Linked DNA regions of Homo sapiens: region 2 is linked to region 1. A link is an interaction called in ENCODE POLR2A ChIA-PET data of the cell type or tissue named here. Cell type or tissue: PC-3. All regions are shown on one strand. Each heading gives the region's core, and the rest is flanking DNA. Links, peaks and the distances in the headings are about the cores only. Region 1 overlaps MRTFA (myocardin related transcription factor A). Region 2 holds the start of RRP7A (ribosomal RNA processing 7 homolog A).

What was found. ChIA-PET counts read pairs that join two places held together with the same protein. Peaks named below come from ENCODE experiments on the same cell type or tissue, not always from the same donor. Only the 100,000 strongest peaks of a DNase experiment are listed, where the experiment ranks them.
Region 2: POLR2A ChIA-PET joins it to region 1 with 10 read pairs; 2 of 35 experiments call an interaction of 5 or more read pairs at or near these places.

Annotation. Positions count from the first base shown.
Region 1 is chr22:40,613,682-40,630,209 of GRCh38, forward strand. The region is part of intron 1 of MRTFA (myocardin related transcription factor A); the gene reads right to left. Among named protein-coding and RNA genes, the nearest start is that of MRTFA, 15 kb to the right of the region's middle. RefSeq lists a silencer at 8,144-8,438. In PC-3, for the core only: no CTCF peak of the experiment used is centred there; a DNase peak (open chromatin) is centred at 6,980.
Region 2 is chr22:42,515,910-42,531,120 of GRCh38, forward strand. RRP7A (ribosomal RNA processing 7 homolog A) reads right to left here and starts at 3,887. Exons shown (of 7, transcript NM_015703.5): 1 at 3,805-3,887; 2 at 2,096-2,238; 3 at 102-227. The coding sequence starts at 3,877. LOC124900479 (a long non-coding RNA gene) reads left to right here and starts at 2,507. Exons shown (of 3, transcript XR_007068117.1): 1 at 2,507-3,444; 2 at 13,815-13,900. RefSeq lists silencers at 3,639-3,768, 3,779-3,948, 3,969-4,028 and enhancers at 4,209-4,268, 4,794-5,088, 11,936-12,683. In PC-3, for the core only: no CTCF peak of the experiment used is centred there; no DNase peak of the experiment used is centred there; H3K4me3 peaks cover 1,770 bases.

The DNA of each region.
Region 1 (16,528 bases), core at 3,566-11,565:
CCTGTCTCTAGAAAAAAAAAAATTTTTCCAGCCTGGCTGACATGGTGAAACCCCATCTCTACCAAAAAATACCCAAAAAATAGCCAGGCGTAGTGGCGCACACCTATGGTCCCAGCTACTCTGGAGGCTGAAGTGGGAGAACTGCTTGAACACACGAGGCAAAGGTTGCAGTGAGCCGGGATCGTGTGCACTCCAGCCTGAGTGATGGAGACCCTGTTTCAAAAAATAAAAAAATAAGCCGGGCGTGGTGGCTCATGCCTGTAATCCCAGCACTTTGGGAGGCCGAGGCGGGCGGATCACCTGAGGTTGGGAGTTTGAGACCAGCCTGACCAACATGGAGAAACCCTGTCTCTACTAAAAATACAAAAAAATTAGCCGGGCATGGTGGCGCATGCCTGTAATCCCAGCTACTCGGGAGGCTGAGGCAGGAGAATCACTAGAATCTAGGCGGCAGAGGTTGCAGTAAGCCGGGATCACACCATTGTACTCCAGCCTGGGCAACAAGAGCAGAACTCTGTCTCAAAAAAATAAATAAATAAATAAATAAATAAAAAATAAAAAAAAATAAAAAAATTTTATGTTAGCCAGGCATGGTAGCACCCACCTGTAGTCCCAGCTACTTGGGAGGCTAAGGTGAGAGGATCACTTGAGCCACAGAGGTCAAGGTTGCAGTTAACTATGATCACGCCAAAGCACTCTAGCCTGGGTGACAAAGTGAGACCCTGTCTCCAAAAAAAAAAAAAAATATTATATTTCCCTTGCAATTATGTTGAGTATCTTTTTACATGTTTTGGACATTCATAAATATTTTTTCTTTTTCTTTTGAGACGGAGTTTCGCTCTCGTTACCAGACTGGAGTGCAATGGCGCGATCTCGGCTCACTGCAACCTACGCATCCTGGGTTCAAGGGATTCTCCTGCCTCAGCCTCCCAAGTAGCTAGGATTACTGGCATAAGCCACCACACCCAAATGATTCTGTATTTTTAGTAGAGACGAGGTTTCTCCATGTTGGTCAGGCTGGTCTCAAACTCTCGACCTCAGGTGATCTGCCTGCCTCGGCCTCCCAAAGTGCTGGGATTACAGGCATGAGCTGCAGCGCCTGGCCCATAAATATTTTCTTCTAAGAAATGTCCATTCAAGTCTTCTACTTATTTTTTAATTGGGCCATTTGTCATATTATTAAATTTTTAAAGTTTTTTAAAACATATTCTGGATATATATAGCATGTGTAAATATTTCCTCCCAAGTCTGTGGCTTACCTTTTTAGTTTCTTATGGTGTCTTCTAAAGAACAGAAGGCTTTAATTTTAATAAAGTGCAATTTATCAATTTTTACTTTTATGGTGAGTGCTCCTTACACGTGCTAGAAAAAAAAAAATCTGCCTATGTCAAGGTCTCAAAGATTTAGTCCCATGATTTCTCCTATAAGTTTTATGCTTTTAGTTTGTATGTTTAGGTCTACAAACCATTTCAAATTAATTTTTATGTATCATATGAGACTGGGATTGAGGTTCATTTCTTTACATACAAATATCCACTTGTTCCAGCAATAGCTGTTAAAAAGACTATACTTTCCCCTTCTGAATTATGTTTGCGCTATTGCTGAAAATCAATTGACTATATATGTATGTATCTATTTCTGGACTCTTTATGGTGTTCCAATGACTGGTAAATACTGCATTGTCTTGATTACTCTTGCTTTATAACAAGTTTTGAAATCAAGTAATTTTGTTTGTTCTTCCTCTTGTAAATTGTTTTGGCTATTATAGGTCCCTTGTATTTCCATGTGAATTTTAGATTCAGAAAGTCAATTTCTCCCCAAAAAGTCCTGCTGAGATTTTGGGGAAGACACAATCTTTAGATTATTTGGGGAAGACTGGACAGCTTAACAATATTGGGTCTTTCAAATCATGCAGATGGTATATCTCCACTTATTTAGGTCTTCTTTAACTTCTCTTGGCAATGTTTTATAATTTTCAGTGTAAAAGGTCCTATATTTTCTTTTCTTTTTTTTTTTTTTCTCTTTTGAGACAGGGTTCTGTCACCCAGGCTGGAGTACAATGGCATAATCTCAGCTCACTGCAACCTCTGTCTCCTCAGTTCAAGTGATTCTCCTGCCTCAGCCTCCCGAGTAGCTGGAATTACAGATGGCCACCACCATGCCCAGCTAATTGTTGTATTTTTAGTAGAGATGGGGTTTCGCCACGTGGGCCAGGCTGGTCTTGAACTCCTAACCTCAAGTGATCTGCCCGCCTCGGCCTCCCAAAGTGCTGGGATTACAGGCGTGAGCCACTGCACCCGGCCAATATTTTCATTTAATTATTTCATTAAGTTTATTATTTCATTATTTTTATCAGATTTATCCCTAAGTATACACATTTTTAAAATTTAAATTGTTCATCAACATTTTAAAATAAAGAAAATTCACAATTTAAAAATTCCAGACTTCTGGCTTCTTTTTGAAAAGAAATCAGAAGATCAGCAATTCAAAGTCTACACTCCTTCATGCCAACAATATACTAGAACTAACAAGTGGATACCTTAGAGCATGTACTCTTCAATTTGCCACAGTTCCTACCACTCTTTATTAAAACCCATGATATACCCAATACCATTCATTTAAGGCACCTGCTTGGAGCCTACAGAGAGCAAAAGGCTTGAGGGAAGAGGAAAGAGCATGGTATGATTAGATATGCATTTTAAAACTCTGGCTTCAGTGTGGAGAATTGACTGAAGGGAGTTAGAGAGAATGACGGACGGAAGAAAACCAATTAAGCATTTATTTAATTGGTTTAACTGGAAATAGGGTGGCTTAGACTAGCTAGAGTAGTTTTAGTGGCAGAGATAAGAAGGTGACAAATGAGGTAATATTTATGGAGTGATTATCAACAGAAATGGATAATGGAATGGACGTGAGGAGGAAAAGGGAGATGCCAAAGATTCCCCTTCAGGTTTCTGACTTATGTTAACAAGGTAGACACAAGTGCCATTTACAGAAATGGGGAACGTTGGAGCCAGAGCAACTTTAGCAGTAGGAAATGAGGATTAAGAGTTCACTTTGGAATGTAAATTTGAGATGTCTGTGAGCCATCCCAATGGAGATAGAAAGTGACTAACATTCAAAAAAGATGGAGTAGCTGAGCACAGTGGCTCACGTCTGTAATCCCAGCACTTTTGGAAGGCTGAAGCAGGCGGATCACTTAAACCCAGCAGTTCGAGCCCAGCCTGGGCAACATGGTGAAACAAAAAATATTCTACAAAAAAATACAAAAATTATCTGGGCATGGTGGTGCACACCTGTAACCCCAGCTACTTGGGAGGCCAAGGTGGGAGGATTGCTTGAGCTCCAGGGGCATAGGTTGCAGTGACCTGAGCTGGCATCACTGCACTCCAGCTTGGATAACAGAGTGAGCCTCTACCCCAGAAAAGAAAAGCAAGACGAAAGAAAGAGAGAGACGAGAGAAGGAAGGAAGGAAGGAAGGAGGGAAGGAGGGAAGGAGGGAAGGAGGGAGGGAGGGAGGGAGGGAGGGAGGGAGGGAGGGCGGGCAGGGAGGCAGACAGGCAAAATGATGAAGATACACATTTGGGAATCATTGTCATGTAAATGTTATTTAAAGCTATGGGACTGGATGAGGTCTCCTACAGAGAGAGAAAACAAAAGGATTTAAGGCTGAGTCTTGAGAAAATCTCACAAACGGAGGCCAAATTGAAAAGGAGCTAGCAAAAGAGACAAAAAATGGCAGGTGTGGTAGAAAGAATGGCCTAGCCAGGCGCGGTGGCTCACGCCTGTAATGCCAGCACTTTGGGAGGCCGAGGCCGGTGGATCACAAGGTCAGGAGATCGAGACCATCCTGGCTAACACGGTGAAACCCCGTTTCTACTAAAAAATACAAAAAATTAGCCAGGCGTGGTGGCGGGCGCCTGTAGTCCCAGCTACTCGGGAGGCTGAGGCAGGAGAATGGCATGAACCCGGGAGGCGGAGCTTGCAGTGAGCCGAGATCTCACCACTGCACTCCAGCCTGGGCGACAGAGCAAGACTCTGTCTCAAAAAAAAAAAAGAAAAAAAAAGAAAGAAAGAATGGCCTAGCCATTAGGAGAATAATGTCCTACAAAAAATCAACTATGTCAAATGCCACTTGAGAGGTAAAATAAGAATTCAATTCATTCATTCATTCATTTATTCAAAAAGTACTTATTAACACCTACTACATGCCAAGTACTGTTGGTGTTGAGGATACAGAAATTGACAAAGTCCCTGCCCTTGTACAGACGATCATCTAGTGGGAAGAGACGGACAACAAACAGATGAATGTCAAGTGGTAATAAGTCTTCTGGAGAAAAGTGAAGCAGGATAAGGGGAGTAGGGAATGCCAGGGATTGAGGAGTAAGGTTGTTTTTTGTTTTTTTTTTTTGAGACGGAGTCTCGCTCTGTTGCCCAGGCTGGAGCACACTGGCACAATCTCGGCTCACTGCAAGCTCCACCTCCTGGGTTCACGCCATTCTCCTGCCTCAGCCTCCCGAGTAGCTGGGACTACAGGTGCCCGCCACCACGCCTGGCTAATTTTTTGTATTTTTTTTTTTTTTTTTTTTTAGTAGAGATGGGGTTTCACCGTGTTAGCCAGGGTGGTCTCAATCTCCTGACCTCGTGACCCACTCGCCTCGGCCTCCCAAAGTGCTGGGATTACAGGCATGAGCCACCAGGCCTGGCCACTTTTTTATATATGGTAACCTCTCTGATAAGGAGACATCTGAGCAAACATCTGAAAAAAGTGAGGAAGTAAACCATGCGAAGGGAGAGAGTATTTCGGGTAGAGGGAACAGCAAGCACAAAGACCTGGCAGATGCAGGAAAAGCAGGGAAACCAATGGGGTTGCCACAGAGTAAGCAAAGGGAGGAGTGGCAGATCTTGAAACAGACTTTAGCTACTATTAATAACTGGAGAACAGATAATAAGAAATCAAGGGCAGAAGCAGAGAATGCACTTCAAAAGAAGATATTGCAGGCCGGGCATGGTGGCTCACGCCTTTAATTCCAGCACTTTGGGAAGCCAAGGCAGGCAGATCACTTGAGGTCAGGAATTCAAGACCAGCCTGGCTAACACAGCGAAACCAGTCTCTACTAAAAATACAAAAATTAGCTGGGTGTGGTGGCTCACGCCTGTAATCCCAGCTATTTAGGTGGCTGGGGTGGGAGAATCTCGAACTCAGGAGGCAGAGGTTTCAGTGAGCCAAGACTGCGCCACTGCACTCCAGCCTGGGTGACACAGCAAGACTCCTTCTCAAAAATAAAAATAAAAATAATAATAATTAAAAATATATATATATATATCAATAATCCAGGCAAGAAATAATAATGATGGTGTGATGGTCAGTTTTATGTGTCAGCTTGACTAAGCTACAGTCCCCAATTATTCAACCAAACATTAATCTGAAGTGTTGCTGTGAAAGTATTTTGTAGATGTAACTAACATTCATAATCACTTGGCTTTAAATAAAGGAGGCTGTCCTAGATAATCTGGATGGGCCTGATTCAATCCACTGAAAGGCTTTAAGGGCTGAGTGTGGTGGCTCACAGGAAGTGAAAACTAAAGTAGAGAAAATCTGTGTTGTTGTATAGAGTACATATACTTTTATAAACAGAATGTTGGTAAAAATATGAATGTTAAAGGTACTCTTGACAAGCACTCAGAAGGAAATGAGGAACACGTTATTGGAAACTAACAGAAAGACGATCCTCGTTTTACAGTAGCAGAAAGGTTAGCTAAATTGTGTCCAACAGTTGTATGGAAAGCAGAATTTTTAAGCAAGGAATTTGGAAATTTAGATTCCCAAGCAACATACTGAAGGTACAGCCTGGTTTCTTCTTGTTATTTGCAGTAAAACATAAGAGGAAAAATTAATAGGAGAAATGTTAAACAAAAAGAAATTGGCCGGGTGCGGTGGCTCACACCTGTAACCCCAGCACTTTGGGAGGCCGAGACGGGCGGATCACGAGGTCAGGAGATCGAGACCATCCTGGCTAACACAGTGAAACCCCGTCTCTACTAAAAGTACAAAAAAATTAGCTGGGCGTGGTGGCAGGAGCCTGTAGTCCCAGCTATTCAGGAGGCTGAGGCAGAAGAATGGTGCAAACCTGGGAGGTGGAGCTTGCAGTGAGCCGAGATCACACCACTGCACTCCAGCCTGGGCAACAGAGCGAAACTCCGTCTCAAAAAAAAAAAAAAAAAAAAGAAATCAGTACTTGATGATTTGGGAAATTCTCAGCTTACCTGGATCACAAAAGATTTATTTATTTTTGGAGACAGAGTCTCACTGTCTCCCAGGCTGGAGTGCAGTGGCGTGATCTTGGCTCAATGCAGCCTCCGTCTCCCAGGTTCAAGCAATTCTCCCACCTCAGCCTCCTGAGTAGCTGGGACTACAGACGCATACCACCACACCCAGCTAATTTTTTTTTTTTTTTTTTGAGACAGAGTTTTGCTCTTGTTGTCCATGCTGGAGTGCAATGGTGCGATCTCAGCTCACCACAACCTCCACCTCCTAGGTTCAAGTGATTCTCCTACTCAGCCTCCCGAGTAGCTGGGATTACAGGCATGCATTACCACGCCTGGCTAATTTTGTATTTTTAGTAGAGATGGGGTTTCTCTATGTTGGTCAGGCTGGTCTCGAACTCCCGACCTCAGGTGATACACCCGTCTCAACCTCCCAAAGTGCTGGGATTACAGGCGTGAGCCACAACATGCAGTCTTTTTTTTTTTTTTTTTTTTTTGTATTTTTAGTAGAGACAGGGTTTCACCATATTGGCCAGGGTGGTTTTGAACTCCTGACCTCAGGTGATCCACCTGGCTTGGCTTCCCAAAGTGCTGGGATTACAGGTATGAGCCACTGCACCCAGCCAACAAAATATGTTAAAATTAGGAAATTCACTGTTAAGAAAAGCATGCTGTGGAGAGAAAGTCAAGCATGTTGCAGGACAACCTCTTAGTCATGCTGAAGGGATCAGGAGTGTGACTCATGAATTCCTTCAGCCAACCATAAGCAGAAGGTAGGAATGGAGATGGGATTATCCAGAAAAGCTCTATAGAGAACCCTCTTGTCTAATGACAAGAACCCCCAAAATATACATAGGAGACCCACAAGGTTTCTAACAATGTTATATCAGCAGAAACACTGTCAACTTGGACTGAAAGGACAAATAAAGAATGAAATAAAGGAAGGCTGTTGGCTGGATGTGGTAGCTCACGTCTGTAATCCCAGCACTTTGAGAGGCCAAAGCAGGAGGATAGCTTGAGCCCAGGAGTTCAAGACCAGCCTGGGCAACAAAATGAGACCATCCCTACAAAAAATACAAAAAATGAGCCAAGTCTGGTGGTGCATGCCTGTAGCCCCAGCTACTCAGGAGGCTGAGGCAGGAGAATTGCTTGAGCCCCAGGAGATGGAGGCTGCATTGAGCCATGATTGTGTCACTGCACTCCAGCCTGGGTGACAGAGCGAGACTCTGTCTTTAAAAAAAAAAAAAAAAGAAGAAGAAGACTGAAAGATGTTGGACTACCAAAATTCTACATGCAGCAATCAGGCTAATAAAAATACTCTTTACTCTTTCAGCCGTAAAAAGAAAGAAAATTCTGATACATGCTACAACATGGATGACTCTTGAGGACATTATACTAAGTGACATAAGCTAGTCACAAAAGACAAATATTGTATGGTTCCACTTGTATGAAGTACTTAAGAGTAATCAAAACCATAGAGACAGAAAAGGGAATGGTGGTTCACAGGGGCTGGGGAGAGGAGAACAGGGAGTCATTGTTTAATGGGTATAGAGCTTCAGTTTTGCAAGATAAAAAGAGTTCTGGAGATGAACGGCGGTGATGGTTTCACAATATGAATGTACTTAACACCACTGGACAGTACACTTAAAAATGGTTACGATGGTAAATTTTAACACAATTTTTAAACACCGTGGGCAAAAACTCTACTCAGTTGCAAATATATGCTTCTCTTCAAGAAAAAGGAAGGATAACTATGAAAGCAGAAGCTAGAGCCAGAGACTCAGAGGGCAGAGTCTCGAGTAAAAGAAAATTACTCACAGGCTTTGAAACATAATAAAAATTTTCCCTGCTGGATTTTGAAATTACTTAGTACCAGTAACCCATTTATTCCTTGCATTTTCTCCCTTCTGAAACCGGAATTATCTATAACTGTTACACTATACATGTCTGACCAGTGTATTTTGGGAACAGATAACAGATGATTTAGATAATGAGACTTTAAACTTCAGAGTTGGTGACAGAAGAGATCTCGGGCTTGAGTTGATGTTGCAATGGGTTGAGACTTTTGGGGATGTTGGAATGAGATGGGTGTATTTTGCCTGTGGAACAGACGAGCAGAGAAGAGACTATGATAGGCTGAAAAATGGCCCAAAAGATATCCATAGCCTAATACCGGGAATCTGTGAATGTTACCTTTTACAGCAAAAAGGGCTAGGAGTCTTTGCAGGCATGATTAAATTAAGAATTTTGGGGCCGGGCGCGGTGGCTCACGCCTGTAATCCCAGCACTTTGGGAGGCTGAGGCAGGTAGATCACGAGGTCAGGAGTTCAAGACCAGCCCGGCCAAGATGGTGAAACCCCGCCTCTACTAAAAAGTATAAAAATTAGCCAGGTATGATGGTGGCCTCCTGTAATCCCAGCTACTCGGGAGGCTGAGGCAGGAGAATCACTTAAACCTGGGAGGCAGAGGTTGCAGTGAGCCGAGATGGTGCCACTACACTCCAGCCTGGGTGACAGAGCGAGACTCCCATCTCAAAAAAAAAAAGAATTATCCAGGTGGGCTCTAAGTCCAATCATATGTCCTTACAAGAGAAGAGGGAGGCAGAGATATGACAAAAACAGTGCAGGAGAAAGAGATGTGCAGAGAGATTTAAAGATGCTGACCTTGAAGATTGAAGTGACGCTGCCACAAGCCAAGGAAAGCCAGTAGCCACCAGAAGGTGGAAGAGGTAAAGACCAGACTCTCCCCTAAAGCCTCTGGAAGGAATACAGCCCTTCTGACATCCTGAATTTGGCTCAGTAAGACTGATTCAAATGTATGACCTCCAGAACTATAAGAGAATGAATATCTGTTGTTGTAAGGCACCAAGTATGTAGTAATTTCTTACAGCAGTCACAGGAAACTAAACTAATAGAGATGGCTTGGAAGAGGGTGATTATGGTGGAGATGATTAAGAAGTGATCAGATTATGGATATATCTTGAAGACAGAGCTAACAGTATTTGCTGATGAACTGGATTCTATAAAGTGAGAAAGAGAAGATGACTCCAAGATTCTTTCCTGAGTAACTAGAAGAGTTATCATTTTACTAAACTAAGGGAAACTCAACATGTTCAGCAACATGTAAGCCAGCTGTGATCACAATGAAAACTGTTTTGGTAGAATTGGGGACTGGATACCAGATTAGAGAGAGTTAGAAAGTCCAGAGTACTATGTTCTTATAATTTACTTTGAATACCATTCTGTTCTCTTTCATTGTTATTCCTCTATTCATTGCCCTCCCCTTTACCCAGCTCCAATCTTTAATAGACCAAAGTTATGTAACACGGTGATTGATTCTCAAAGCAGGCCAAAATGTTCAGGATACTGTCTTTTTTTTTTATTATTATTATACTTAAGTTTTAGGGTACATGTGCACATTGTGCAGGTTAGTTACATATGTATACATGTGCCATGCTGGTGCACTGCACCCACTAACTCGTCATCTAGCATTAGGTATATCTCCCAATGCTATCCCTCCCCCCTCCCCCAACCCCGATACTGTCCTTTAAGCCAAGGGAGGACAGAATCAGGAAAGGGGTGTTCATTCATTTGACAAATATTTATTGAGCATCTACTATACTTCACGCCTGGCACTATTCTGGATGCTGAGAATAGGGCAGAGAAAAGACAGATATGCTCCCTGGCATCACAAAGCTTATAAGAAAAACATTTTAAAATTACATATTTAATTGTAACTGTGGTTAGTGCTACAAAGGATAATTTTTGAGTACTATGAAAATTAACATGTATTAAATACCTATTTTGGGTTAAATGCTTTACATTCAGGTAACTGAATTTACCTCTCACAACTATCTTATAAGTACATACAGCTTCAAAAAGATTCACCAAGCATGGTGGTTCACGTCTGTAATCCCACCACTTTTGAGAGGATGAGGCGAGAGGATCTCTTGAACCACAATGGGCAACACAAAGAGACTCCATCTCTACAAAAAACCTTAAAATTATTAGCTAGGTGTGGTGGCACATGCCTCCGGTACCAGCTACTCAGGAGGCTGAAGCAGGAAGATCACCTGAGCCCAGGACATAAAGGCTGTAGTGAGCCATGTTCAAACCACTGAACTCCAGCCTGAGAAATGGAGGAAGATCCTGTGTCAAAATAAAATTATTTCAATTTAAAAATTTAAAAAGATTGTCCAGGCACAGTGGCTAACACCTGTAATCCCAGCACTTTGGGAGGCCGAGGTGGGTAGATTACTTGAGGTCAGGAATTCAAGATAAGCCTGGCCAACACAGTGAAACTCCGTCTCTACTAAAAATTTTTAAAAATTAGCCGTGCATGGTGGGGCACGCCTGTAATCCCGGCTTCTCAGGAGGCTGAGGCAGGAGAATCACCTGAACCCAGGAGGCAGAGGTTGCAGGGAGCCGAGATCGCGCCACTGCACTCCAGCCTGGGCAACAGAGCGAGACTCCAACTCAAAAAAAAAAAAAAAAAAAGATTAAAAAAGATTAATTCCCTTGTTGTCTAAGATCACTGAGCTAGTGAGCAATAGAGCCAGGATTAAAAACAGGTGCATTCAACCCCATCACTACTATCTCTAAACAGTAGGGAAACCAAATAAGTACCCAGAAGAGGCAGGGTGGATCATGAAGGTAAAGTTTTGAGAATCCCTGCTCTAGAAAGCGTTTTCTAAGCTTTCTAAGCTCACCTCATGAAAGTGAATTTTGGAAGGCATTCAAAAAATCCCTTGACACTCTCCAAATAGAATAAAAGGTTACACTATAATTAACTCAGCGTTATTTGGGAAGCCAACAGGCTATTAGACATGTTGAAAATAAAATGTCATGATTAGCTTGTCCAAATTGTATAAGTCATGCCTGGTTTCCATATATATTGATCCTGCCAGATACACTTTAAGAATCAGCTTTCAGGTAAAGGTCAAAACATTAACTTTTTAAAAAGGGTCATTCATGCTACAGAGTGTCTGATCTAGGAAAATGATTAATCCACTGACTCAGGGTATATAAAGACTCATGACAGATATCACACAAATGAACCATAACATCCTATGAACTTCTACTGGGTAAAAGAAATCTTTAAATTTATCTCAAATGACTAGCATATGATACATTATGTTCTTGGTTCCCTGTTCCCATTCCAGGACTCCTAACCCCCCAAAAAAACATCTGAACGGAAAGGAAGTATCAACAAGATAATGTTAAATAGTTCAATGAATCTATAAAATAGAATAAAAGGCTCAGTGGCTCATGCCTGTAATCCCAACATTTTAAGAGGCCAAGATGGGAGGATCACTTGAGCCCAGGAGATCAAGATCAGCCTAGGCAACAGAGTGAGACACCTGTCCCTAAAAAAAAAATAAAAATAGGAGGGGTGTGTTGGCTCAAACCTGTAATCCCAACACTTTGGGAAGCCAAGGCAGGTAGACTGCTTGAGGCCAGAAGTTCACAACCAGCCCAGGCAACATAGCAAGGCCCTCTCTCTAAATAAATAAATAAATAAATAAATAAATAAATAAATAAATAAATAAGGCCTGGCAGGGTGGCTCACGCCTGTAATCCATAACTTTGGGAGGCTGAGGCAGGCAGATCACTTGAGGTCAGGAGTTTGAGACCAGCCTGGCCAATATGGTGAAACCCTATCTCTACTAAAAACACAAAAATTAGTCGGGCATGGTGGCAGGCGCTTGTAATTCCCAGCTACTTGGGAGTCTGAGGCACAAGAATCGCTTGAACCCCGGAGGCAGAGATTGCAGTGAGCCAAGATTGTGCCACTACACTCCAGCCTGGGCAACAGAGCAAGAAGACTCCGTCTCATAAATGAAAATAAATAAATAACACAGAATAAGTAAATAAAATAGAATAAAAACCCACAACCTCTTTCCCTTCAATGCCACAACCTTAGAGCATGAACCTGGAGTGCAAATTTAAAGAGTGAAAGGCTCTTGCATAGAAGCTTTAGTTCAAGTGATTTCTTCTCATAAAGATGATCACATAAACAATGGACAAAAAAGAAAATAACCCTTACTTTTTTTTTTGAAAGTGTCTCACTCTGTCCCCCAGGGTGGAGTGCAGTGGCATGATCTCAACTCACTGCAACCTCCACCTCCCCGGTTCAAGCAATTCTCTTGCCTCAGCCTCCCAAGTAGCTGGAATTACAGACCCCCACCACCACACCCGGCTGATTTTTTTGTATTTTTAGTAGAGATGGGGTTTCGCCATCTTGGCAGACTGGTCTCGAACTGCTGACCTCAGGTGATCCACCCACCTTGGCCTCCCAAAGTGCTGGGATTACAGGCATGGGCTACCATGCCTGTCCTAAGATTTACTCGTTTTTTTTGAGATGAGGTCTGGCTCTGTCACCCAGGCTGGAGTGCAGTGGCGCAACTACAGCTCACTGCAACCTTCACCTCCCAAGCTCAAGCAATTCTCTCCCACGCCTCAAGTTTCCAGAGTAGCTGGGATTATCGGTGCACAGCGCCGCGCCCGGTTATTTTTTGTATTTTTTGTAGAGACGGGGTTTTGCCATGTTATCTAGGCTGGTCTTGAACCTCTAAGCTCAAGCAATCCTCCCAAAGTACTGGAATTACAGGCGTGAGCCACCACGCCCAGCCAACCCTTACTTTTAATTTCTAAATTTCTCTTGCTCTACATTTTAAAGGAAAGACAATATATACACATATATATGGCAAACTCAAAAAGACTACTTTAAATATATCCATCATATAACTAAATACGAAACACAAAGCCAGGGCCAGGCATAGTGGCTCATGCCTGTAGTCCCAACACTTTGAGAGTTCAAGGCGGGAGAACTGCTTGAGGCCAGGGGTTCAAGGTTACAGTGAGCTACGATCGTGCCACTGCGATCCAGCCTGTGTATCAGAATGAGACCCTGTCTCAAACACACACACACACACACACACACACACACACACTAACTAAAGCCAAAGTTTCAACCATGATAACACCACTCTAACACCAAAATTCAACACAGTGCATTCTAAAATATTAGGAAAGGACAACTTTCCAAGTTCCTGTAAATTTTGTGGTAGAGAAAATATGTACAAATTAACCACAATCAAGAGACCCTGGATCACTTACCCCATTTACAATTTAAAAGATACTGAAACACTGACAAAAAAAAAAATTCTAAAAATGTGGATATTACAGTATGCCTTTATTTGGTAATTTTTTTGTTTCTGAGACAGTCTCACTCTGTTGCCCAGGCTGGAGTGCAGTGGCACAAACACAGCTCACTGCAGCCTCGATCTCCCGGGCTCATGCACTACAAGTGCATGTCACCATGCTGAGCTACTTTTTTTACTTCTTGTAGACACACGGTCTTGTCATGTTGCCCAGGCTGGTCTTGAACTCCTGGGCTCAAGTGATCCTCCCACCTTGTCCTCCCAAAGTGCTGGGATTACAGGTGTAAGCCATAATGCCTGGCCCTTATTTGGCAAGTATTAATTGAGCAACTTAAGATGTGAGGTTACTATTATAGTTTTCCACCTCAGGAATGGCAACCAGATACATATAATGAATACCGCACAGAATATTTTCTGAGCTATAACATCTTGATTACTACTACAAAGAGTTCTCACTATAACTGACATTTTCGCTAACTATGCAAAAGACACTGAACACGAAAAGACATTTACTAGAGGCAAAGTTAGGAACTTCATATACATCATGGTAGGAAGCCAGAATTATTTAATTCAAAAACAGATCTGGATTCAAATCCTGGCCAGGCACAGCGGCTCATGCCTGTCATCTCAACAGTTTAGGAGGTCAAAGCGTGAGGGCAAGAGTTCAAGATCAGCCTGGGGAACACTGTGACACCCCGCCTGCACAAAAAAATTTAGCCGGGCATGATGGCACACGCCTATAGTCCTAGTTATGCAGGAGAACTGCTTCAGCAGTTTGAGGTTACAGGAGTTTGAGGACACAGTGAGCTATGACCCTGCCACTACACTCATGTCTGGAAGACAAAGCAAGACTCTGTCTAAAAAAAACAAAAAAGCAAAACAACAACAAAAATCCTGTTATCTAGAAGTTCCTCTAGAAGCTTCTCTTTGCTCATCTGCAAAATGCTGCTACTACCACTTATTTCAGAGTTCATATGAGGATTAATAAGGTAGCACAATGTCTACTATAAAGTAGATGCCCCTATTACTTCCCTCTTTACATTTCTTCATAATCCTTATAACGACCTCATGTTGTAAGGATTATTAACTCTAGTTTACAGATGAAGAAGCTGAATCACAGGAAGGTTAAGGAGTAAGCCTACAGTCACATACCTGGTAACTGTCAGTACCCAGATCTGCTGTGCCCTAAAACTTGACATGGACATGTTACCTCACTGGATATTTTACTCTGTCATATTATGAAGTTCAGAACTTTGTTTGAATTATGCCCATTATGCTTTAAATTTTAATACAAGAACAATTATTTTCAAAAACCAGAATCACCCATAATTTCCACTCATAATTTTAGAGGACAAAGACCTGTAAATAGCCTACCTATCTAGAAATTCAGTAACAGAGGACACACTCCAGATCTCAAAATGAACTAGCCAAATTACTCATTACAAGCTCTCATTTACACAGAGAATGATTTCTAAATGCATATCAATAAGAATGAGTGGGGAGCAAATGAACCAAACATACCACAGAAGTAAAAATGTGGAAGTAAAAAAAAAAAAAGACATTTTCACAACGCTCTTTCTTCCAAGGATTCTACAGATCTTCTATTACTGCTATATGAGCCGGCCTTAAATACTGTGTGAGGAACTGGCCTGGGCTCAGCCCCTGGACTGTTGTGGAACTCAAATCATTTAATTTCACAGTGCCTCCTCCCACTAAACAATGAGAGAACTGGACTTGAGTCATGAACCACAGAACTGAAGGCAACTTGAGCAATTAGTTCCACCCAATGCACCCTGACAGGTCACCCAATTTCTGCTTTAACACCTGCAGTGACACAGAGTGTAATTATCTTCTCTCCTCATACATGTGATATGGATTCAGTATTTTTAAGAATTTTGGCCAGGCACGGTGGCTCACACCTGTAATCCCAACACTTCGGGAGGCCAAGGCAGGAGGATTGCTGTGGCCAGGAATTTGAGACTAGTCTAGGCAATATAGCAAGACTCTCTTCTCTTCTCTACAAAAAAAATTTTTTAAATTAGCCAAGCAGAGGCTGGGCGCGGTGGCTCACATGTGTAATCCCAGCACTTTGGGAGGCCGAGGCGGGCGGATCACTTGAAGTCAGGAGTTTGAGACCAGCCTGTCCAATATGGTGAAACCCCGTCTCTACCAAAAATACAAAAAAATTAGCCGGGCATGGTGGCACATGCCTGTAGTCCCAGCTACCTGGGAGGCTGAGGCAGGAGAATGGCTTGAACCCGGGAGACGGAGGTTGCAGTGAGCCAAGATCGAACCACTGCACTCCAGCCTGGTCAACAGAGCAAGACTCCGTCTCAAAACATAATTAAAAAAAAAAAAATTACCCAAGCAGGCCAGGCACAGTGGCTCACGCTGTAATCCCAATACTTTGGGAGGCCGAGGCGGATGGATCGCCTGAGGTCAGGAGTTCGAGATCAGCCTGGCCAACATAGTGAAACTCCGTCCCTACTAAAAAAAATATATACATATACAAAAAATTAGCTGGGCGTGGTGGTGGGTGCCTATAATCCCAGCTACTCGGGAGGCTAAGGCAGGAGAATTGCTTGAACCCAGGATGCGGAGCTTGCAGTGAGCCGAGATCCCGCCACTGCACTCCAGCCTGGGTGACAGAGCAAGATTCCATCTCAAAAAAAAAAAAAAAAAAAAAAAAATTAGCCAAGCATGGTGGTACATGCTGTTGTCCTAGCTACTCAGGAGGCAGAGGCAGAAGGATCACTTAAGACAAGGAGTTTTGAGGTTGCAGTGAGCTATGATCCCACCATATGCTTCACAAGAGCTTAGAGGTGGAACTAGGGCCCACACTAATACCTAGAATGAGAACCTGTGTGGCTGAGTTTGAGGGACAAGGTTAATCTGGAGGGCATTTAAAAGGTACAGGACTGGCCAAGCACGGTGGCTCATGCTTATCATCCTAGCGCTTTGGGAGGCCAAGGCAGGCGGATCACCTGAGGTCAGGAGTTTGAGACCAGCCTGGCCAACATATAGTGAAACCCTGCCTCTACTAAAAAATACAAAAATTAGCTGGGCATGGTGGCACATACCTGTAATCCCAGCTACTTG
Region 2 (15,211 bases), core at 209-8,208, 1.9 Mb after region 1:
ACCAGAGAATGCTCTGATGTCCCACTGCCAGCTCCCCCAACACACTGGGGACAGTGCCCCACCCCCCTCACTCTAGTGGAACCCCGGGCTTGGCGGCTCACCGGAACTGGCTTGGGATGAAAAAACTTCGACCTTGACTCCTTTGGGCTCTCAGCCAGGTCCGGCTTCTCCTGCAACTCTACAGACTGGACGAGGCCACAGGTGGACAGGAGGCGGGACAGGCTCTCCTGCCGCAGGGAGAGGGAAGCCAAGTGTGAGCATCCGCAGGGCCATCCCAAAGCCTCCCTGCACCATGGGTGGCGCTGCCAGGGGTCCAGCGCCGCTGAAGGACTCAGCCACAGCCACATCTGCCCAAGCCGGGAGACTGTGGGCACCATGGCCTCCGACCTGTTCCCCAGGGACAATATGGAGGTTGATATTCCTGCTCTTTTTTTTTTTTGAGTTGGAGTATTGCTCTGTAGCCCAGGCTGGAGTCCTGCAACCTCCACCTTCGGGTTGCAAGTGATTCTCATGCCTCAGTCTCCCGAGCAGCTGGGATTACAAGCGCCCACCACCACCACACGTGGCTAATTTTTGTATTTTGAGAAGAGACAGGGTTCTGCCACGTTGGCCAGGCTGGTCTTGAACTCCTGACCTCAGGTGATCCGCCCGCCTCGGCCTCCCAAAATGCTGGGATTACAGGCGTGAGCCACTGTGCCCGGCATATTCCTGCTCTCTCACTGGAGACAGGTGGGGACATTCTTGCTGTTATTCTGATTTCCTATGACAAGTTTTACTACCTGAATCAGCAGTAGTGACCCTATGCTATGACAGTTGGGATGGTGGTTGTCTGTGGTGGAGGCAGCGGGGGTTCTGGGATGTGCTGCTGTGTCTCCACCTGGGCGCTGACTACACAGCTATGTTCTGTCTCTGGGATGCAGCGAGCTGGACACTTGCCACTGGGGCCCTTCCAGGCACACATGCTGCACTTCAAAAAAGGTCAGAACTCACACCCCCTCTTCTACATGCTTCTTTTTTTCTCTAAGTTTAGAGGAATCTTTTACAAATTAGGGTTTCTTTTTTGAAAACAAATCCAGCAATTCCCTTGGCCAGGGGCGGTGGCTCACGCATGTAATCCCAGCACGTTGGGAGGCTGAAGGGGGCGGATTACTTCAGGTCAGCAGTTCGAGACCAGCCTGGCCAACATGGTGAAACCTTGTCTATACTAACAATACAAAAATGAGCCGGGCATGGTGGTGGGCGCCTGTAATTCCAGCTGCTTGGGAGGCTGCGGCAGGAGAATCACTTGAACCCGGGAAGCGGAGGTTGCAGTGAGTTGTGAACGCTGTGCTCCAGCCTGAGCAACAGAGGGAGACTCTGTCTCAAAATAAATAAATAAATTAAATAAATAAATAAATAAATAAATCCAGCAATTCCCTTAGCTTAGTTTTTGTAAAAAAAAAAAAAAAAAAAAAAAATTAACAGTTGTGTTTGGATAGAATTAGAGGCACTTTTTATTTTCTTATACTTTCCTACTTTTAAATTATGGACATGTACAATCTGGAAGAAAACACGTAATTCAGACAACTTTGGGTAATATGTAAAAATGCCTTGGGCTACTTAGGATTGTACTTTTTTCTCTTTTTTTTGAGTCAGAGTCTCACTCTGTTGCCCAGGCTGGAGTGCAGTGGCGCGATCTTGGCTCACTGCAACCTACACCTCCCGGGTTCAAGGGATTCTCATGCCTCAGCTTCCCTAGTAGCCAGGACTACCCACACATGCCATCATGCCTGGCTCATTTTTTATTTTTTAGTAGAGACGGGATTTCACCATGTTGGCTAGGCTGGTCTGGAACTCCTCCCTTCAGGTGATCCGCCCGCCTCAGCCTCCCAAAGTGCTGGGATTACAGGCATGAGCCACCGTGCCTGGCAGGATTATACTTTTAAAGACATCTTTAAAAAGCCAGTTTCCTGACTGGAGATCACGGTAGCCCTCCTGACACTCTCCTCTGGGGCTCCCATTAGCTGTGTCCGTCTCACCACCAAGGACTTGGTGGAGGCCATGGGAGCCCCCACCTTGAGCCCACAGGTCTCCTCCCAGACAGACACTAGCTCACCTCTGTGCAGTATGGGGGCACATTGAGGACAAAAAGAGTCCTCTTCTGAGGCCAGGTGGACTTGGTGCCTTGTCGAACGCCGTGTGCTCTCACATAGAGGTAGTGAGAAGCCTGTTGCTTTTCAGAGAACTTGATTGGAATAGCTGGAAAGGAAATGGGAGGGGAGGGATGGCCAGGCTACCCTGAGCTGAGGCCAGCGAGACACTCACACAACTTCCTTTCTCCACATCCCTGTCTAGTCCTATCTGTTCATCGATCCATCCATCCCTTCACCAACCCCCCTTACCCTACTCTTTGGCAAAGCCTGTGCGGGCTCTAAGAGTCTGCCCAGGAGGGCCTCCCAAGGCGGTGCAGGGAGAGAGAAGATAAATGGGCAATGATTACAGATGGGGGCGCAATGAGAGGGAAGCTCGAACCCTGCGGCTCTTGGAGTCAACGCCAAAATCCTAACCATGGCTGGAAGCCCCGTGAGACCCTGCCTGTCACTGTGACCTCTTCTCGTACCATCTTCCCCCAGCACCTTGGATTCTCTGTTCCCCCGGGTACACCAGGGCCTCACACATGCTGGCCTCTCTACCTGGCGTGTCACCCTCTTCCCTCCCGCTCACCTCAGGTTTAGCTCAAACCTCGCTTCCTCAGGAGAGCCTTAGCATCACCTCCGCCCCTCCTGCCAGCTCAGATCCCACTGCCTGTGCCTTCACAGCTTCTCTTAACAGTCTGGAGGCTATATTGATGAGATTCTTTGGTTAATCGCTGGCACACCCATGACTGTAATCCTCATAAAGCTAGGAACTGCTTCTATTTTTCTCACACCTCCGTCACAGTACCGGTTGGCGTAGAGCTGCGGTCCCTGAACTCAGGAAGCTCAGTTGCAATAACGGAGAAGACAATTAACAAGCATACAGCAAACTTGTATCAATTGTGAAAGAAACATTACAGGGTGATGGGGTGGCAGAGGTCTTCTTTCCATAGGCCATCACGGATGGCCTCTTTGAGGAAGCAACATTAAAGCTCAGGCCAGAACGCCACTGTGCAACAAACCGGCACAGCACGTGCAAAAACCCAGAGGGGGGAAAAAGCATGTTCCCTCAGAGGAACAGAAAGAGCTTTAGGTCGGCACCAGCCAGACCACGTGGCCCACACAGGTTAAGAAGTCTGGTTTTTGTTTTAGAAGCTACCTGATAAAGCCACTGGAGGGAATGCAGTAGGTGTGGCGCCTATCGTGGGCGCGGCAGACATGATCGAATCTAAATGTCCTTAAAAGAACATTCTGGCACGTGGGTGGAGAACAGAAGCAGGGGCAAGAGGAGAAGGAGGGCAACCGAGTAGGAGGGCCTATAACAGCCCAGGTAAGAGCTGATGGGGGATGGACTAGGAGCAGAGGCGATGAGAAGGGGATGGGCTCACCTGGACGAGCGGGTGTGGACGGAAATGGGTTTGTCCTGGGTGAGAGTGTGGACAGAGGCGGGCTCACCCAAGGGAAGCGTGGACCAAGTTGGGCTCGCCCCGGGAGAGTGAGCAGGCAGAAGGGCGCCGCCTGGGTCCTCGGGACCCCGGAGCCTCAAGACCTGCGGAGCCTGGGGCCACGGGCCACCGGGGCTCACACCCAACCGTGCGGCCGCTCCTGGGGACCCCCGGCCGTCGCCAACCCCCAAACACCTCCCGGCGATGCCTGACCGCCCCCGGTCTCGCGTCCCGGAGCCCCTCACCTGCGTAGCCCAGTGGGCTGGGGATACGGTCCTCCGGGTCCCGCGCGGCGCACTTCCTCCTGCGCGCCACCATCTTGCCACCCGGGAGCGCGGGGGCCGCCGGGAGTTGCGGTTCGGCGCCGGCGCGAGCGCGTTTTCGTGGCGCCTGCCCCGCCCCCTCACTCCAAGCCCGCCTCCCCGGCCCCGCCCGCCATGGCCCAACCTTCATCCGCTCAGAGATAAATCAGCGCGCGAAAGTGGGAGCGAATGTCAGAGTTGACCCCGGCCAGTCACGAGTGCGAACTCAGCTTTCCACTCATGCATTCACACGTTGAATAGGCAGTGTGAGAGAAATCCAGGATGGCTGCTAGGTTTTCAGTCTGAGCAACTAAGAGGATGGTGTTGCCATTGACTGAGATGGGAAGACTGCAGGAGAGGGGCCTGCTTGGGGGTGAAAATGGAGTAGATCAGTTCTCTGTGAGCCGTGGTGAGATGCCCATTAGGCCACTCAGGGGACATGTCAGGTGGGCACTTAGATATGAGACTGAACAGACTGAACATCAGAGATGTCAGGCCTGGAGCAATACACACGGGACTGGCCATGGATAGGTTATTGACAGTTACGAGAGGAGCCGGGTGCGGTGATTCATGCCTGTAATCCCAGCAATTTGGGAGGCCGAGGGGGGCGGATCACTTGAGGTCAGGAGTTCCAGACCAGCCTGGCCAACATGGTGAAACCCCGTGTCTACTAGGTACAAAAAGTAGCCGGGCGTGGTAGTGCATGCCTGTAATTCCAGCTACTCGGGAGGCTGAGGCAGGAGAATCGCTTGAACCCAGGAGGCGGAGATTGCAGTTAGCCAAGATCGCCCCACTGCAATCCAGCCTGGGCAACAGAGCGAGACTCTGTCTCAAAAAAAAAAGAAAGAGAAAAAAAAAGAAAGTTATGAGAGGGTGTGATCGCCAAGGGAGCAAGTGTAGATAGGGGAGAAATGAAGTCCAAGGACTCCACTTTTCTGGACTCCAAAGGGCCTCTCAGACTGTGTACCCGCCAGCCCTTGATGTATCTACTATTTCTCTTTTCCCAGTGTACAGTTGCTTCTTGGAAATGCTGTCGGCCCCTTTGGGGAAAGATTAGGAGCCTACTACTGCAAATATTTGTGGTCTGGAGGGGACCCAGCCTCCCTTTCAGTCAGTGACCTCTGGTTCTGAGGCCTAGCTTAGGCCTGGAAACTGGATGAGGGGTTGGGATTTTCCATCAGCAGCTGCCATTACTGTCCTGTTCGCTCGTTTTTTGTTTTTGATCTTTCTTTGCTTAGCGCAGTCAAGCAGTGTTGGGGCTTCCGTGGCCCCTGGGAATACCGTGGTCTACTAGCATTCACCAGAGACTCCTGTGCGCCCAGGATCCCTGGCAGCCACTCTGGCCTTGCTCCTGTTCTGACAGTCACATCAACCGAACCTCTGCTCTCTGGAATCCTATCTCCTGCTGACCTTTCCGAGCCCGGCTCCAGTCCTATTTGCCCTCTTCTACCCTGGCCTCAGAGGACGGCCATGCCGATTGCCCATTGATGCCTAGACCCCCCACTAGTCAAAGCAGTCTCTGGTGAACCCTCCAGAAATACGGTCATCTGGCTTCTCAGATGTTGCATAATAAATCTGTGCCTGCACATCCCCCTCCCCGAGGCCTTTGGCTCCTTCTCAGTGCCCTGCCACCATCGTTCTGTTATCTCCCTCTCATGTATTGCTTCCACGCTTCAAGGAGCCATCTCGATGGATATCAGGACTGGCCACACAACATCACTTTTTTTTTTTTTTTTTTGAGATGGAGTCTCGCTGTGTCGCCAGGCTGGAGTGCAGTGGCGCGATCTCCGCTCACTGCAACCTCCGCCTCCTGGGTTCAAGCAATTCTCCTGCATCAGCCTCCTGAGTAGCTGGGATTACAGGTGTGCACCACCATGACCAGCTAAATTTCTTATTTTTGATAGACACAGAGCTTCGCCATATTGGCCAGGATAGTCTCGATCTCTTGGCCTTGTGATCCGCCCACCTCGGCTTCCCAAAGTGCTGGGATTACAGGCATAAGCCTTTTTTTTTTTTTTTTTTTTTTTTTTTTGAGACGGAGTCTCACTCTGCTGACACCCAGGCTGGAGTGCAGTGCTGCCATCTCAGCTTACTGCAACCTCCACCTCCCGGGTTCAAGCAATTCTCCTGCCTCAGCCTCCCAAGTAGCTGGGATTACAGGCATGTGCCACCACACCCAGCTACTTTTTTGTATTTTTAGTAGAGACAGGGTTTACCATGTTGGCCAGGCTGGTCTTGATCTCCTGACCTCAGATGATCTGCCCACCTCGGCCTCCCAAAGTGCTGAGATTACAGGTGTGAGCCACTGCACCCAGCCTAGAATTCAAGACTCTTGAGCCCATCTATCCAGACGTTCCCTGCCCTAGGTGACAGTGTCCGCTCCTTCACTTCTGTGCTCCTTGACTGGAGCACAGCACTTAGCACAGCCGTTCATCTGCCCTGATTCAAACTCCACAGTTCTCATCAGGTTCTAGGCCTTTATCAGCACAATGTGACCTGTCTTTAAACACGTCTCTGGAAGCCCCTCCTGATTTTCACCTTGGGCTATAAGTTGATAAATGGCTGTCCTGAGGCCTGTTGTTTTCTTCCTTCAGCCCACTGATGCCACTCGATCAATTAACTCCACTTTCTTTATAATTACCACTGCCCATGTATTTCATGGGTCAGGAATTTGGGCAATGCTCTGCTAGGAGATTTTGTTTCTCCCTGTGGCACTGACTGAGGGCATTTGATGGTATTCAGCTGGCATATGGGCTGCACTAAAGGTTCCAAGTCACTTCACTCACATCGCAGCATCTCAGCAGATGAGTCCGGCATCTCAGCAGGGATGGCTGGTGATAGAGTTTGAGTATTTGTCTCCGCCCAAATCGCATGTTAAATTGTAATCCCCAGTGCTAGAGGTGGGGCCTGGTGGGAAGTGTTTGGATCATGGGGGCCTCATGGCTTGGCGCCGTCTTTGCGTCTTTGCGATCGCGAGTTCTCGCGAGATCTGTTTGTTTAAAAATGGGTGGCTGCTTCACCCCCCACTTTGTTGGTCAGGCTTTCACCATGTGAAGTGACCCCTCACACTTCGCCTTCCACCATGAGTCAAAGCTCCCTGAGGCCTCCCCAGAAGCAGATGCAGCCATGCTTCCCGTACAGCCTGCAGAACCAATTCAACGTCTTGGCTTTATAAATTCCCCAGTCTCAGGTATTTCTTCATAGCAGTGCAAGAATGGCCGAATATGGCTGGGCTCAAGTGGGACTTGTCAACTAGAGCACCCACCCATGGATTTCCTAGCATGTGGTCTCAGTAGTCAACTTTTTTTTTTTTTCCTGCTTGCTGGGAGGAGGAGGAGGGAGAAGCGACGGGCTTCATTAGGAACGGTGAGTTTGCGACTCTGCCGCTAAGTGGCAGCTCCAGCTCACCCCCCCAGCTCCCTCCCACAGGCCACGGCTGGGCATGGAGAACTGGTGACTTCAGAGGCCCGGAGAGAAAAGACGGGGGAGAGCGAGGGGCCGCCGTGCCTGAGGTCTGGGGGTGACAGCAGAGGATGGCCAAGGAGTGCAGGGCCAGGTTGCCCTGCCCTGTCTAAGAGAGTCTTACCGAATATAGAGGTTGAATTGTGCTCCCCAAGAGACATGTTGAAGTATGTTTTTTTTGAGATGAAGTCTCACACTGTCTCCCGGGCTGGTGTGCAGTGGGCGATCTTGGCTTGCTGCAGCCTCCACCTCCCGGGTTCAAGTGATTCTCCTGCCTCAGCCTCCCGAGTAGCTGGGACTACAGGCGTGCGCCACCACGCCTGGCTAATTTTTGTATTTTTTTTTTTTTTTTTGAGATGGAGTCTTGCTCTGTTGCCCAGGCTGAAGTGCAGTGGCGCGATCTCGGCTCACTGAGAGCTCCGCCTCCCGGGTTCACGCAATTCTCCTGCCTCAGCCTCCTGAGTAGCTGGGACTACAGGCGCCCACCACCACGCCTGGCTAATTTTTTGTATTTTTAGTAGAGACGGGGTTTCACCATGTTAGCCAGGATGATCTCGATCTCCTGACCTCGTGATCCACCTGCCTTGGCCTCCCAAAGTGCTGGAATTACAGGCGTGAGCCACCGCGCCCGGCCTAATTTTTGTATTTTTAGTAGAGACGGGGGTTTCACGTGTTAGCCAGGATGGTCTCGATCTCCTGACCTCGTGATCTGCCCGCCTCAGCCTCCCAAAGTGCTAGGATTACAGGCGTGAGCCACCGCGCCCAGCCATGTTCAAGTATTAACCTCTCCCTTCCCCCACCACTCTTCCATTCCTGTGAATGTGACCTGAATATGGAAACAGGGTCTTTGCAAATGTAATCAGGTCCTTTCAACTCAAGATAAAATCATCTTGGATTTAGGGTGGGCTCTTTGTCCAATGGCTGGTGTCCTTATAAGATGCCTAGGAGACACACACAGGAAAGAGGGCCATAGGAAGATGGAGGCAGAGATGGCAGTGGTGAGGCTATAAGCCAAGGGATGCCTGTGGCCACTGGACGCCGGAGGAAGTGAGGGAGGATTCTTCCCTAGAACCTTCAGAGGGAGCACAGCCCTGCCGACACCTTGGTGTTGGACTTCTCACCTCCAGAAATCAATTTCTGTTGTCTTAAGCCACCCAGTTTATATTATTTTGTTACAGCAGCCTGGGAAAAGGAATACACTGAATAAGAACCCAAGTGAGCTTATTAGAAAGAATATTGAGGCCTGGCGCAGTGGCTCACACTTGTAATCTCAGCACTTTGGGAGGCTGAGGTGGGTGGATCGTTTCAGTCCAGGAGTTTGAGACCAGACTGGGCAACATGATGAAACCCCGTCTCTACCAAAAATACAAAAATTGGCTGAGTGTGGTGATGCACACCTGTAATCCCAGCTACTTGGGAGGCTGAGGCAAGAGAATCCCTTGAACCCGGGAGGTGGAGGTGGCAGTGGGCCGAGATTAAGCCATTGCACTCCAGCCTGGGTGACAGAACAAGACTCTGTCTCAAAAAAGGAAAGAATGTTAAACCTCCTCAAGAGGAGGTAAGCGATTTTAAACACTCTGAAGCCACGCAGGGGTAACCCTTTTACAAGCCAAGAGGAGGAGAAGGAAAAATTGAAGTCACTTTTTTTTTTTTTTGAGATGGAGTCTCACTCTGTCACCCAGGCTGGAGTGCAATGGTGTGATCTCGGCTCACTGCAAGCTCCGCCTCCCGGGTTCACACCATTCTCCTGCCTCAGCCTCCTGAGTAGCTGGGACTACAGGCACCCGCCACCACGCCCGGCTACTTTTTGTATTTTTAGTAGAGACAGGGTTTCACCATGTTGGCCATGATGGTCTCGATCTCTTGACCTTGTGATCCGCCCGCCTCGGCCTCCCAAAGTGCTGGTATTACAGGCATAAGCCACTGTGCCCAGCCTCAATTTTTCTTTTTTAATGGTTAAAAAATACTTTCAAATGTCCACACAGTAAAATTCACTTCTTTTGGTATATAGTTCAAATGCATAGAGTCCTATCACCATGACCACAGTCAAGATAGGGAACATCCCGTCACTCCCAGAACTCCCGTGCTGCCGCTGGCAACCACTGCTCTGTTCTCCCGTTGCTTTTCCAGCGAGTCCTGAAAGTGGAATCGTGCGAGTCCAGGTTCTTTCACTGAGCATCGTGATTTGAGGTTCACCCACATTGTTGTATGGTTCCTTTTCATTGCTGAGAAATGTTCCACTGTCTGGATGGAGTGTGGTCTATTTATCTATTCACCAAGTAAAGGATGTGGGCGATTTCCAGGTTTCGACGATTATGAATAAGCTGCTGTAACATTCACGCACAGGTGTTTGTATGAATGGAAGTTTTCACTTCTCTTGGGTGAATACCTGGGAGTGGGGTTTCTGGGTCCCGATCGGGTTTCTAGTGGTCTGTAAGTCAGACTTGCTAAGAGTTTTCGTTGGGGAGACGCACACAGGTAAGGTCAGCTCTCAGGGTCCTTTCTGCAATGCGGGGATGTCGAGGTCACCTGACAGAGGGGCAAATGCCAGCTGGTCGCCCAACCTGCTCTTGTCCGTTCCTTTTCCCTCAGAAGCTAATAGAGGAAAGTAAACCTGTTGTTTCACTCTCATTTCCTTTTATTTTCATTAATATTAGGAAATGCCAAGATTAGTGAAAGAATGAAAAGATGAGTCAAGGCCAGGCATGGTGGCTCACACCCGTAATCCCAGCATTTTGGGAGGCCGAGGCGGGCAGATCACGAGGTCGAGAGATCGAGACCATCCTGGCCAACATGGTGAAACCCTGTCTCTACTAAAAATATAAAAAGTAGCTAGGCGTGGTGGCGCGCACCTATAATCCTAGCTACTCAAGAGTCTGGGGCAGGAGAATCTCTTGAACTCAGGAGGCGGAGGTTACAGTGGCCTGAGATCACGCCACCATACTCCAGCCTGGGCAACAGAGCGAGACTCTGTCTCACACAGACACACACACACACACACACACACACACAAAAGATGAATCAAAACAGCCTAGAAAAGGCTTCAGTGATCCTCAGACTGGATGATCGAATCCCGAATAATGGGGAATCAACAGTAATGGCCTAGTAACACTTTTAAAAAGTCTTCTTTCTTTTTTTAAGAGATGGGGTCTCACTGTGTTGCCCAGGCTAGTCTCAAACTTCCAGGCTCAACCAATCCTCCTACCTTGGCTTCCTAAAGTGCTAATATTACAGGTTTGAGCCACTCAGCCCAGCCCCAAATCCTTATTATATCCTATTTGTTTGCTTTGCATGGAAGTTTATACTTACTTCCATCCCACCCTTAACATAACTGCAGAGGGAATTTCTTTTTTTTTTTTTTGAGACAAGATTTTGTTCTGTCAGCCAGGCTGGGGTGCAGTGGTGCGATCTTGGCTCACTGCAAGATCCGCCTCCCAGGTTCATGCCATTCTCCTGCCTCAGCCTCCTGAGTAGCTGGGACTACAGGCCCCCACCATCACCCCCGGCTAATTTATTTTTGTATTTTTAGTAGCGACGGGTTTTCACCATGTTAGCCAAGATGGTCTCGATCTCCTGACCTCGTGATCCACCCGCCTCAGCCTCCCAAAGTGCTGGGATTACAGGCGTGAGCCACCGCGCCCGGCCCAGCAGAGGGAATTTCTAAAGGCAAAGACTCTGCTCCTGAATTAGGAGAAGGCGTGGCAGCTTCACCTCTTACTGCCTGGGGTCAGGCAGTTCTCTGCAGAGCCATTCTCAAGGAGGTGTCTTAGCTTGACTTGCCCCAAAATAGATGAGGAGCCCCATCTGCCCCATCTAATTACCCTGAGCCCTACTTCTGCCTAAATGCAGCCCTGGCTGAGCTCAGGCTGAGAAGTCCCAGGATCTACAGTCAGCAAGCAAAAGAAAACCAGGAGAGCCGACAGTGTCATTGCAGTCCAAGTCCAAGTTCAAAGGCAGGAGAAGACCAGTATCCCAGCTCAGCTCACAGTCAGGCAGATGGAGTGAATTCTATCTTACTTTTTCTTTTTCTTTTCTTTTCTTTTTTTTTGAGAAGGAGTCTTGCTCTTTCACCCAGGAATATGCTTTAGGCAATGCATAGTATTTCACTGGAGCTTGAATCTTCCTGAGTGCTTTAACTGGTATTTGTCTGTAGTGACTTACCAAAAGCAAGCTTGTAGATGGTCCTAGAATTTAAAACTAAGAAGCCAATCTCCAGGCCATCTGCTGAGGGTGATTAGGATACTGAGGAGGTCCGAGGAGCTAAGTGATGGCACCCAGAGTATACCGCTGGAGTGCAGTGGTGCAATATGGGCTCACTGCAACCTCCGCCTCCCGGGTTCAAGCAATTCTCCCTGCCTCAGCCTCCTGAGTAGCTGGAATTACAGATGCCTGCCACCATGCCCGGCTAATTTTTGTATTTTTAGTAGAGACGTGGTTTCACCATGTTGGCCAGGCTGGTCTTGAACTCCTGACCTCAGGTGATCCACCCGCCTTGGCCTCCCAAAGTGCTGGGATTACAGGAGTGAGCCACCACACCGGGCCTTTTTTTTTTTTTTTTAAGAGACAGACTTTTGCCCTGTAGTCCAGGCTAGAGTGCAGTGGTGTGAACGTGGCTCACTGTAGCCTCGATATCCCAGGCTCAAATGATCCTCTTGCCTCAGCCTCCTGAGTAGCTGGGACTACAAGTGTGCCACGTCTCAATTTTTTTTTTTTTTATGTTTTTGTAGAGATGAGGTCTCGCCACGTTGCCCAGGCTGGTCTGCAACTCCTGGGTTCAAGCGATCCTCCTGCCTCAGCCTCCTGCGTGGTCGGGACTACTGGCATGCGTCACCACACTCTGTCTTTTGTTCCCATCAGGCTTTCAATGGATTGGACAAGGCGCATCCACACTGGGGAGGGCCATCTGTTTTACTCAGTCTACTGATGCAAATGCTTATCTCTTCTGGAAACACCTTCACAGACAGACCCAGAATCATGTTGAACCAAATACTGGGCACCTCATGGCTCCAACAGGTTGACACAAAAAATGAACCATTGCAGAAAACGAAGAACAGTCACCAACTCCCACCCATGCAGCTGGCTCATTTGCTGGGCTGCCCTCCCCAGCAGGTGGCACAGGAATCCCTGCCTTGGCAGGGAGGAGGCCTGGGGTGTGTGCAGGTGCCCATGGGAAGTTTCTTTGCCATGAGGAAAGCCAGAGTGACCCCTTGCTGATCCTGCAAGGGAAGAAGCAGGAGTTTCCTGACACTAACCCCAGAGGCAGAGCCCACATCCACATTCGGCTCAGCAGGCACTGTGCCTGAGGGGCACTGTGGGCCCACAAAAACGTCTTAATTTCTATTAAAACCAGAAAAAAACATGTAACTGATTTATAAGCAGCCCAGCCTGGTTATTTTCATCTTTTTAGCCATGCAGGCATAATATACAATTTTTACTTTTTTTTTTTTTTTTTTTTAGTGGACGAAGGCCCCATGACAGTCATAATGTCCAGGGCTCCCTCCAGCCAGCCGTGTCTGCACGGCTGGGCACCACTTCCTCCGGCCTGGCTGCTGGCACTGTTTCTGGGGCATGCTGCAGGACTCCAGGCCAGGGTGGGGAGGAGGGTAGCACCAGCCAGGGACCGGCTCCCGTCAGCTGAAACTCTGTATCTGGTCTGGTCTGCTCCAAGGGTAGACACAAATTTTGCAGCATTGTTCTCATCTGTGCCCCGCTGCCACCTTCTTGAGTGGGGGCTGCTTTTCCTCCTAGTCCTGGTGCTTTCAGGCCTGGAGATGGGGGTCTGTGTCATCCATGCGAAGGAGTTTCTCTGACCTTCTCTTGCCCTCCTGTCTGTGGCCCCTCATTCTGCCCTGAGGCTGGCCATAGAAACTAGAATCTCTCTTCCTCAGGGTGAGTCATAGAAACCAGAACCCCTTTCCCCCAAACCAGCCATACAACCTAAAATATGACTCTAACTTCCCCTCTGCCCTATCTGTGCAAAAACTGGCCATAAAGAAATTCTCTGGCCTACTTTGTTTGACTGTAGACCATAAGACCCCCATTCCAGGCCAGGCGCCGTGGCTCACGCCTGTAATCCCAACACTTTGGGAGGCTTAGGTGGGTAGACCTGAGGTCAGGAGTTCAAGACCAGCCAGGCCAACATGATGAAACCCCATCTCTACTAAAACCACAAAAATTAGCCAGGCGTGGTGGCATGCACCTGTAATCCCAGCTACTCAGGAGGCTGAGGCAGGAGAATCGCTTGAACCCGGGAGGCGGAGGTTGCAATGAGCCGAGATCACGCCACTGCACTCCAGTCTGGGCCACAGAGCAAGACTGTCTCAAAAAATAATAAGACCCGCATTCCAGAGACTGTCCTCCCCACACTCAGAAGGAAGGAACTCAGCTCAGAGAGGCCAGGAGGAATCTAGCCAGACAGGCCCTGCTGGGTTCCCCACTCCATCTGCTAGCATTAGATCAGATCATTTTTGTCCAATCCTATGTCTCCACAGCTGCCCATACTGTGTTGAACCTCAGCATGAAAATGGACAATTTCCCCTGTATCTTTGGGTCTTCATTCCGAAGTCTCCTGTGACAGGTAAAACTATAATCAAATAAATGCGCATCCCTTTCTCCTATTCATCTGCCTTTTGAGAGTTGATTTTCCGTGAACCTTCAGAGGGCGAAGGGGAAGTTTTCCCTTCACCCCTACATGGTAAACCTGAGTAAGTGTTCCCCTGAGTTCTGAGCCTCTCTAGCAAGTGAATTGAACCCAAAGAGAGGGCTGTGGGAACCCCAATTTACGGCTGGTTGGTCAGAAGCAAACACAAAATAGGCTAGGCACGGTGGCTCACTCCTGTAATCCCAGCACTTTGGGAGGCTGAGGTGGATGGATCCCTTGAGGTCAGGAGTTCAAGACCAGCCTGGCCAACATGGTGAAACACCATCTCTACTAAAAATACAAAAATTGGTGGGGCATGGTGGTGCATGTCTGTAGTCCCAGCTACTGGAGAGGCTGAGGCAGAAGATTCGCTTGAACCTGGGAGGTGGAGGCTGCAGTGAGCCAAGATCACACCATTGCACTCCAGCCTGGGCAACACAGTGAGACCCTGGAAGAAGAAAGAAGAAGAAGAAGAGGAAGGAGGAGGAGGAGGAGGAGGAGGAGAAGGAGAAGGAGAAGGAGGAGAAGGAGAAGAAGGAGAAGGAGAGACTCAAAATAACCTGGGCTTGGGATCAGTTTTGGGAGTGTGGCTCAGGTCTTGTGGGACGAAGTCCTCAACCTGCGGGACCTGAGGACATCTCCAGGTAGACAGTGTTGGGACTGAGTGGAAGCAGAGGACACCCGACTGGTGTCTACTACAGAATTGACTCTGCAGGAAGTCCGTGCAGGAGTCTCCCCCGCCTGCAGAGACTGCACTTGGATGGTGCCCGTGCCCCTGGTGGAAGAAGGAGGAGGAATGAGGAGGAAAGGAGACCCTTGGGTGACCATGGCCAAGGGTGTGAGGGGCAGGTGTGTCCCCCAGCTCACTCTGGAGACTTTTTCCTGGGCTTTCTACCACAGCTAAAGTAAAATGACCATGAACTGGGTGGCTTAAAACAACAGACTTTATTCTCTCACAGTTCCAGAGGCCAGAAGTCTAAAATGAAGGTGTCACATCAAGAAAGGGATCCTTCCTCACCTCTTCTAGCTTCTGGTGGTTCTTGGCTGTTATGAATCGAGTATATGTGTCCCCCCAAAATTCATCTGTTGAAACCCTAACCCCCAGTTAGGTATGGTATTAGGAGGTGAGATCTTTGGGAGGTAACTAGGGTTAGATGAGGTCATGGGGATAGGGCCCCCTGATGCCATGATGGGATGAGTGCCCTTATAAGAAGAGATGGGGGACGCCAGGTGCGGTGGCTCATGTCT